Linked DNA regions of Homo sapiens: regions 1 and 3 are each linked to region 2. A link is a contact called in ENCODE Hi-C data. All regions are on one chromosome and are shown on one strand. The core of a region is the stretch at or near the end of the contact, and the rest is flanking DNA. Distances in the headings are between cores, read along the strand shown.

Evidence for each region. A loop is a pair of places that touch in the nucleus more often than their neighbours do. Pooled maps may share reads with other maps.
Region 1: a pooled map shows a loop between it and region 2 (2.4-fold over the local background). The contact joins the promoter of PFKFB3 here to the promoter of LINC02642 in region 2. A Hi-C loop is called at or near these places in 1 of 168 maps with a recorded cell type or tissue (naive thymus-derived CD4-positive, alpha-beta T cell), 1 of 37 single-sample maps with no recorded cell type and 6 of 50 pooled maps.
Region 3: a pooled map shows a loop between it and region 2 (6-fold over the local background). The contact joins the enhancer-like site here to the promoter of LINC02642 in region 2. A Hi-C loop is called at or near these places in 1 of 168 maps with a recorded cell type or tissue (heart right ventricle), 4 of 37 single-sample maps with no recorded cell type and 3 of 50 pooled maps.

Annotation. Positions count from the first base shown.
Region 1 is chr10:6,201,387-6,204,349 of GRCh38, forward strand. PFKFB3 (6-phosphofructo-2-kinase/fructose-2,6-biphosphatase 3) reads left to right here and starts at 1,546. Exons shown (of 15, transcript NM_004566.4): 1 at 1,546-1,950. The coding sequence starts at 1,875. PFKFB3-AS1 (PFKFB3 antisense RNA 1) reads right to left here and starts at 1,371. Exons shown (of 2, transcript XR_007062045.1): 1 at 1,054-1,371. RefSeq lists enhancers at 1-216, 771-1,275, silencers at 19-238, 1,269-1,598, 1,649-1,758, 1,879-2,388, 2,619-2,698 and a cis regulatory region at 1,209-1,740.
Region 2 is chr10:7,471,599-7,474,855 of GRCh38, forward strand. LINC02642 (long intergenic non-protein coding RNA 2642) reads right to left here and starts at 1,251. Exons shown (of 4, transcript NR_184109.1): 1 at 1,172-1,251. RefSeq lists enhancers at 390-589, 600-699.
Region 3 is chr10:6,298,903-6,302,001 of GRCh38, forward strand. It overlaps a transcript of PFKFB3 not described here. Among named protein-coding and RNA genes, the nearest start is that of LINC02649, 26 kb to the right of the region's middle. RefSeq lists an enhancer at 1-1,184. Within about 2 kb of position 1,634, at least 15 of the 41 ENCODE cell types and tissues checked have a DNase peak (open chromatin) inside an H3K27ac peak, as active enhancers do; they include heart right ventricle, where a contact is called at or near this core.

The DNA of each region.
Region 1 (2,963 bases), core at 296-2,795, 1.3 Mb before region 2:
GCGGGAACAGGGGCTCTGAGAGGGCGGCGCGGGGGGCGGGGTGCCGGAGTGGGGGTCGAGGCGGGAGGGGGAGTGGGGGTCGAGGCGTGGGGGAGGGTGGCGGGGCACAGGCCAGGTGGCCGATGTTGCGCGTTCCGGGGCCCCTCGGCAGGCGGCGGGTCGGGAGGAGTGGAGGCCCGGGTGGGGCGGGCGCGCGGGGCGGGAGCAGCCCCGGTCGCCGCCTGGGCGCGGGCGCCCTCCCTGTGGAGCATGCGGGACGTGAGCGACGTGTGGCAGCCTCTGCGCAGACTTTTCCGCCGCGGTGTAGGTTTCAGCGAGCGCCGCCTTCCCTCCAATCACAGCCCAGCCTCAGCGCTAAGTGTGCACCTCTCTGCAAGGCGGCGCAGCGCTCCCGTACTGAGGCTTCGTTTGCAAAAGTTACATCCGTCCCGGCGCGGGCGGCGGTTCCCCACCAAAAGCAACCCAGATCTTCCCCGCACGCCTCTGACCTGACTGCACGACTGTCACAAGTCGCGAGCTGGTGCAAACTGCGAGGGCCGGGAAAGGAGACGGGGCACGCATGCACCAAAAAGTGGGGAGGCAGAGCTGCAGGGTGTGCAGGATAACGGAGTGAATTTTAGGAGTCTGCCTAATAAGGGGCCGCCCCCAATAGTTTTCCCTCGACTTAGGTAATGAATTGCAGATCGAAATGGGTCTAGTTTTATTCATTCTTCTACTCGGGGCGATAAAGGTTTATTGAATGGTGTACATGGTGAGTGTGAAAACCAGATGCCAGCTGCCCCCAGCCCCAGTCCACTTCAGTCCAGCTCCCCGGGGCTTTCCCGCCCCCTCCTCGTACCCAGCACCGCGGGCCTCTCAAGGTTCCCAGTCTTTGGGCTAGGGGAGGGGAGCAAGGCTCAGTTCAAGTCCAGGTTTCTAAGGGATTCAGCAAAGTGGACAAGGACGAGGTGAGGTGGGAGGATCAGGGAAGCCTCCTCCCCGCGGGTCGCCCGGGTCGTGGCGGGGGATGGGCTCACGGGTATTATCAGGGAGCAGCCTGGCCCATGTCCTTACCTGGACTGCGCCTGCCCCACAGCGCGTGTTAGGAATGCAGAGTATTGGGGCTCCATGGCCCTAAAGGAGCTGCATTGGTAGGATGCACTTTAAGCAGCTTCCCAAGGGATTCGGCTGCGGGGTCCACGGTCTACACTGGGCAGGACTGCGTCTCTGCTCTCCTCCCGGCCAGCACAGTTGAGGTGAGGGGCCGGAATTAGTCGGGGAAGCTGTGCCAGACGTCCCGAGGGGACAACGGGACGAGGGGATAACAGCAGCCAGGACCCTTCAGCAGGGCTGGGCGCGCTCCAGGCCCGGGGCAGGGCGGCGGGAGCTGGTGCACCGCCGTCGCCGGCCCGCAGGGGGAGCTCGCAGGCTGCTTCCCGGCTCGCCCACCCTCCTCCCCACGTGGAAGGGGGCTGGGACCCAAGGAATGCGGCCCGCCCCGAGGCTGACGTACGCGTCTGCGGCCAGCCCGGACTCTTTAAAAGCCGGCGGTGCGCGGGGCATCCCAGCCAAGCCGGAGAGGAGGCGAGCAGCAGGGCCTGGTGGCGAGAGCGCGGCTGTCACTGCGCCCGAGCATCCCAGAGCTTTCCGAGCGGACGAGCCGGCCGTGCCGGGCATCCCCAGCCTCGCTACCCTCGCAGCACACGTCGAGCCCCGCACAGGCGAGGGTCCGGAACTTAGCCCAAAGCACGTTTCCCCTGGCAGCGCAGGAAACGCCCGGCCGCGCGCCGGCGCACGCCCCCCTCTCCTCCTTTGTTCCGGGGGTCGGCGGCCGCTCTCCTGCCAGCGTCGGGATCTCGGCCCCGGGAGGCGGGCCGTCGGGCGCAGCCGCGAAGATGCCGTTGGAACTGACGCAGAGCCGAGTGCAGAAGATCTGGGTGCCCGTGGACCACAGGCCCTCGTTGCCCAGATGTGAGTGCAGCTGCGCGGAGCCGGGTTGCAGGGCGGGCTGCGCCGGGCCGGGCCATTGTGTGGGGCGGCTTTGTGCCGACGCCCCTCTGCGGGGGGCGCGCCCGTGCGGGTCGCGCCGGCGGGGCGGGGCGGAGGCGCGGGCTGCGCGTCCTTGGCCGGGCGGCGGGGGCGCTGTGGCCCTTGTCCCGGTGGCTGCCCCGCCGGCCCGGAAACGGCGAGTGCGCCCGGCCGGGCTGCGTACCCCGAGACGGAGGGACGCGCGCGCCTGGGCAGGCCAGGGAGGGGATCCACATCCTCCGCGATCCCTGTCCTCGACACCCGTCTCGGGCGGCCGTCGCCGGAGCGCAGCCCAGGGACCCGGCCGCTCGCGCCTCCGCCCCTTTTCACCGTCCGGATCTCCTCTCTCTGCATGTTTCCATCTCCTCTCCCGCCTTGCTATGCATTCCTATCCCCTCGCTTCACTTAATAACCTATTTCTCTGTCCTGTTTTCTCTTTCGATATATATGTCTCTGTTTTTCTCTGTTTCTACCTCCTTCCTCTCCCACTGTTTCTTTCTGCTTTTATCTCTTTCTCTCTCCTTCTCTCTCTTCCGTGCATCTCCAGTGCCATGGGGGCGCCCGTGCTGGGGGCGCCAGGAGAGCCACCTGGAGCCACGCCTGTGTCCCCGGCTTTGGGGAGGGTCGGTGGGTTGGTGAGTGCACGGTTGGCGCTGCTCCACGCGCCCCGGGCGCACGCACCCCCCGGTGCTCGGAATTGGCTGGCAGTACCCTGCCCCGCCCCGCCGGTCGCCGCCCCCGCCACCAGCGATCGCTTGGGAGAGGGTTACCTCGAGCTCCACCTCAGCTGCGGAGCGCCGCCGCGGAAAAGGGCGGGTGGGCAGCGCAGAGGGGCGACGCTGCCTCTCCAGGTAATGCGCCCCGGCTCCCATGGGCTGGACAGGGAGCCGCCTGGTGCGGTTTTGCCCAGGTCAGGTCGTAGCCTGAGTAGTGACCGTGGGATCCAGGTGCAAACT
Region 2 (3,257 bases), core at 1-2,500:
TCTCACTATCCATAAAAATGAACACAAAAGGGATCAAAGACTTAAATGTAGGTGCTAAAACTGTAAAACTGCGAGAAAAACACAAAAACATAAGTCTCCATGACCTGAAGGGTTAGGCAATAGTTTCTTTTTCCCCAGAAAGTCTGGCTGACCTTAAAAGAGCCTGCTTCACACAGCATTAAAGATCTGTTTCACACCTGATGCATTACTCTTGCAATAGGCAGGGCTGTCTATGCTATCCTTGTAACATAACTCTTGCTGTGGCTGAAATGAACACACTTAGGCGGTGTACACACACACATACACACATACAGCATGGTCGCAGCCACTCATAAAGCCTGGATCAGTCTCTTCAAATCCTACATGGGCTTCAGCCTAGATAGTCACTGGGAACAGCAACCTCTCAGGGTTAAGCCAGGAACACTACAGTCATGCTGATCCTGAAACTGTTTCAAATATAGCCTGGAGTATTTAATACCTTTATAAACGGAAATGAAACTGGGTTAAAATAACGACCCAAACCAGATGGCGCAAATGTTCTGTTCTCTTCAGAAACTGAAAGAGGAACAAAAAAGAGACTCCTTCCCAAGGGAGCAGGTGCAGCTGCTGGGGAGCATCGGGGCTTTTCCTGAGCGCTGCAGACACCTACAGCCTGGGACCACGTGCTGCTCAGAATGCTCATTCTCTGATTTGTAAGCAATTAATATGGCTGTGACAGCAGCAATCCGGACACAGCAATGCAGAATTCTCAACACAATTCTACTTCCTAGCTCTAGTATTTGCTGAAATGTGCAACAACATGTTCTATAAATCAACTAAAATTTGTTGAGTGTTTACTGTGAGCCAGACACTGTTGTACCAGTATTACTGCAGTAACTCATTTAATCCTTACAACAATCTTACGAGATGGATTCATTTTTCCAAAAATGTACATTGAAACCTAAGCAAGTTAAGTAATATGCCCAATTCATAGAGCTTCTCACCAGAGTTTGGATTCAGGTCATCTGACTCCATAAGCCAGGTGTTTAGCCCTTACTCTCTTTTGCCAAACTGCTAGAATTATAAAAAAAACTGCAAAATGAAATCATTCATTCCTTGGTGTATTTGTTTTCTATTGTCACATTACCAGAAATTTAGCGGCTTTTAAAATAACACAAATTTATTTACTTACAATTTTGAAGATCAGAGTTTGGGGCTAAAATCAAACTGTTGGCAGAGCTTCATTCCTTCTTGAGGCTCTAAAGGAGAAGCTATTTCTTTACCTTTTGCAGCTTCTAAAGGCCGCCTACGTTCGTTAGCTGGTAGCCCCCTCCTCCATCCTCAGAGCTCGTCACTACAGCCTCTGATTTTGCCTCTGCATCTCCTTTCTCACCCTGACTGTCCTGCCAGTCTCTTATCAGGACCCTTGTGATTACACTGGGTCCCACTGAATAATCTGGGATAACCTCCCCATATCAAGTTCCTTAACTCAATCACATCTGCAAAGTCCCTTTGCCATCTAAGGTAACAGATTCACAGGTTCCAGGCCCTGGGATATGGACATCTTTTGGGGATGGTCATTATTCTAACACAAATAAGGAACTAATAAGCCCACCCATGTATCTGCATCATATGTTTCTTAAAAAGAAAAAGAAAAGAAAGAAGAATAAAACACAAGTCTGCAAGTTCATAAAGCACTTAGAAACTATCGGTGGTCAATATGGGGGTCACGTGGAATTGTCCACAATGTCTACTTCTTGGTAGGTTTGTACAAAATCAACAACTGTGAAAAGTTTCACATTAAATTCAAAATCAATAGCAGAGAGAGTTGAGAAAATCCCAAATATGTGGAATTAAACAATACATTCCTAATAACCAATGAATCAAAGAAAAAAAATCACAAGGGAAATTTGAAAATACTTACAGATGAAGGAAAATGAAAATACAACATACAAAAACATATGGAATGCCACAAAAGCTGCTCATAGCAGCAGCATTATTCATTATAGACAAAAAAAGTGGAATAATTCAAATGGCCATTAAATGATGAATGGATAAACAAAATGTGGTATATTCAAACAATGGAGTATTATTCAGCCATTAAAAAGGAATGAAGTGTTGAGACATGTTATGACATGAATGAACCTTGAAAACACCCTGCTCAGGGAAAGGAGCCAGGCACAAAAAGCCACATATTATGATTCCATTTATATGCAATGTCCAGAATAGGCAAATCCATAGAGACAGAAGGTAGGTTAGCAGTTGCCAGGGGCTGGGGGGAGGGAGGAATGGGGAGGACCTTGGTGCCTCACCAGAGCACACACCAGCTAACCTGTGATGGCCATGTGGCATGAATGAGAAACAGACATTTGCTGTTTTATTTAATTTTTTAATTTTTTTTGGGGGAGGGGGACAGAGTTTTACTCTTGTCACCCAGGCTGGAGTGCAATGGCGTGATCTCGGCTCACTGCAAACTCTGCCTCCTGGGTTCAGGTGATTCTCCTGCCTCAGCCTCCCGAGTAGCTGGGACTACAGGAATCTGGCACCACACCCAGCTAATTTTTTTTTATTTTTATTTTTAGTAGAGATGGGGTTTCACCATGTTGGTCAGGCTGGTCTTGAACTCCTGACCTCAGGTGATCTGCCCACCTCGGCCTCCCAAAGTGCTGGGATTACAGGCATGAGCCACCGCGCCCAGCCCATTTGCTGTTTTAAACCAGTGAGATCTGGGGCCTTGTTTATTATCATGGAATTCTAGTCCGTCCTGATTAACAGAGGGTAATGGATAACCCGAGGGCATTTTTCCAATATCCCAAAGGGATGGATAATTAATTACGCCCCCCCCCCCTTCTATTTGGAAATTTCACTGCAAGTTCTTCTAAGTACTCTTAGGACAGGCAACAGCTGAGTGGTCCCGATGAGCCCAGGACATCTCTGATTATTTGAATGGACTTCTCTTTCCCCTCCAGGTGCAGCTGGCTGTAGCAGAATGTGGTTTGAGAGTCCCAGCAGCGCCCTGAGGCCTCTGCCTGCTGAGTTCCTCCCATGAGTCTTCAGTCTCCAAGAACTGAGCTCTACTCTCACGGGCCCCAGCCTCACTCACAGGGACCCTCCAGTCACCTTTTTTATTTTCTATTTTTATTTATTTTTTTGAGGTGGAGTCTCGCGCTGTCACCTAGGCTGGAGTGCAGTGGCGTGATCTCAGCTCACTGCAACCTCTGCCTCCTGGGTTCAAGTGATTCTCGTGTCTCAACCTCCCCAGTAGGTAGGATTGAAGG
Region 3 (3,099 bases), core at 384-2,883, 1.2 Mb before region 2:
CATCTTATTTTCTCCACCTGATTCTAAGCTCCTTGAGGACACGTCTGGTTCATCTCTGTTGGCTGCATAGCCTAAAACCCATGCTGGTGCATCCTGATTTCATTTCCTTCTCGGATGTAATGAAAGCACTCAAATGATATTGATTGCCTCCTCTTTAGGTTGACAAATAAAACCTTTAAATTCTGTTTTTCCTGGTGTTTCCTTTGTAGGATTGGAAACGATGGTCTTGATAGCGCTGTGGTTAGCAAAGCATTAATGGCTCACTCTCCTAGGGGAGACACGTCAGTTGATACCATGCACTCTGCATGCAATTTTCAGAAATGGTGTTTGCTTTTTTCAACGTTGGTTGTGTTGCTGCTCTAGACGAACCAGCTTCTATTCCTGTCTTTACTCAGAGGTAGGTAGGATTCTTCCCCAGGCACCTACAGACCTGACTAGGATTTACAGGCAGGGGTGAGTCAGCTGACCCAGGAGGGTGGCATCCCATAGTTAGGACAGAGAGAGACTCACTGGCACGTGCTGGGTCCCTGCGTTGTCCTAACGTGCCTCCTTGCAGGTAGCATGGCTGAGTCAGTGTGCCGTGAGTCACAGGCTGCGGGAGGTGAACTTGAGCCTCACTCCGGCATTGATCTTTCGCAGGGATATATTGTTAGTTCCCGTCTGTTAAGACCGATAAAGGGTAATAATTTACTGGCCTCAAGTTTGTCTTCTCTTTGATTTCACCAAATCTTCTCCTTATACAGGAATTGCTTGACCTTGACTTTTCAGGAATTTACCCAATTTTATACTCTTGGCGTCTCCTGGGCTTAGAACCCCTTACCTCCAACCTTGCTCCCTGGCTAACTTCTACCCTTCCTTCAAAGCTCAGCAGAGATGGCACCCCCTTTCTGAAACAGTCCCCAGTTCCTGGGAAGAGTGAAGGCCTGAAGCTGTGTTGAGGGTGGCACTTAGCCCCTGGTTTGGAGCTCCATGTTTCCTTCACTGTCTGCTGAACATTTTAAGGCGTCGATTTGGACTTTCCTAGGCTTGCATTCCCAGAGCCTAGTGCAGTGCCTGTTCAGAAGACTTTTTTTTTTTTTTTTTTTTTTTTTTTTAGTGAAGAGGGAGGAATGTTAAGCCTCACCAAGTCTGATTATGCTAAGATCACTTAAATTTTTTCTGCCTTTTCAGAATACCCATTGTAGTTAGGGTTAGTACCCATGGTTTGGCACTTACTGGTTCTGTGGTTGTTGGGTGCCTTGTTTGTCTCTTCGGGCGAGATGCGAGTCACTCCAGGGCAGCATCTGTTCCTCATATTCCTCTCACATTCTTTAAAGCCTCCCTGTGTGCACTCAAGCCACACAATGAACCTTCCTGCCTTTGCCCACAAGGCTGAGAACTCTTCAAAGTGAGACTGTGTCTTACGCATTTTCACTTCCTCCATCATTTGACACAGGACCTGGCACGTAACAGATGTTTAATAAATACTTGTATTTATTGAATAGGAATAGGTAGTAGATTCTAGAGACATAGTGAGCTCAGCTCAAGTTCAGTTGCATCAGGGAAGGCTCCCCCATGCCCCCGGCAGCTCCCTCTCTCTGTGCCTATGCAACCTTTAGCAGCATGAGCTGCCTTGAAAAGTCAAAGCCAGCTTTTCCAGAAAGCAACTCAGCAACTCTCTCCTGGGGCCAGAACTGCTCCGAAACGGGAACAGCTGTGTATATTCTTTGATCGTTAGCAGGAAACGATGTGTCGTGTCTCAAAGCACCTTTTCATGCTGCTTTCTTATTAACTCCACCCAGAAGCCCTTGCCTTAGCAAAGCCAGTCTCGCGAGGCACCGTGGAAGTCCAGAGTTGAGTGCAGCTGGGTTTGATTCATTCCTGGGCTTGATTTCTGGAATCCTCCTAGATTCCTTCCTGGGTTTGAGTTCTGGAAGCCTTGGTTTCTTGAGGCGATTATGCTGTAGGTACTAGAGAGAAGCTACTGCCTTTGAGAGAAGGGTAATTACGCAGGATTTGAAAGGAGACAGGAAGCTGTGGGTGCCAGAAATAGAGGAATCTTGTTCTTTTATTTTTGGCAACATCCAGCAAGGTGGGAGGACACCTGAGGGGAGTGCCTTTCTGGTGCACCATGGAGGCTGGTCCGTAACAGTGGAAGCTGCCATCTTGCAGAAGATTCCTCTGCCCAAGCTTGGCATGGCCAGACTTCGTGGGCCATGTGAACATGAGATGATATCTTGCTCTGTGTGCCTTCCTATAATTTGGGGGGAGATGTTGACTAGGAGGAGGCATCCACCATTGGGCTTTTCATTATCTCAATGGAATGGTGACTTGGAATTGACTTTGACTCAAGGAAATAAAGTAAGATGAGGATTTACACATACCTAGATTAGGAAACTAACCTTTATACCTAGTACATATGTACACCTGTAAGGCATCTGGTACAGTCCCTGGGTGCTTCAGGGACTTCATAAAGGTGCATTTCCTTCACCCTTACTTATAAATAATGGTCGATGCATATTCTTAGATCATTTGAGATACATCCTTAAAAACTGTTGAGCATTGATCAAAATTTGTTTTGGAAATAAACTTGTTTTTAGTGCCCCAGAGAAGCACATTGTTTCCTAAAGTGAAGAATCCTCATTGAAGATGAATTGTGCTAATCTGGATTTTCAGGTTTTTTACTTACTGCAATAACAGATAGATTGAGGAAAGTACCCTTTTATTTTCTCTGGAAAGCACTGATGGATGTAACTGATGACAACTTGACCCAGTAGGGCAGTTCGTCTGCCCTCAAGAGCAGCTCAGCTCAAAGGGCGGTGTGGGGATCGCCAAGTGTGATGGAGGCAAGTCCCAGGTGAAAGGGAGCTCTAATTCATCAGGATTCCTCTATCTTTATAAGAGAAGCTAATTTCAAATCACTTCCTTCGTTATGACTAAATTTCAGGAAATGAGGATCACATTATTCCAGTGCAGAGAACTGGGCTGAGAGTCACATGCTTTATTATCTGCTCTGATTAATGACTAACCAACCTCGTAAGTTCCCCACCACACAGGTTAGTGACTGGATGATCATTTTGCTTTATCCACTTCCTAACAGGAGGAAACAGAGAAGTGAGC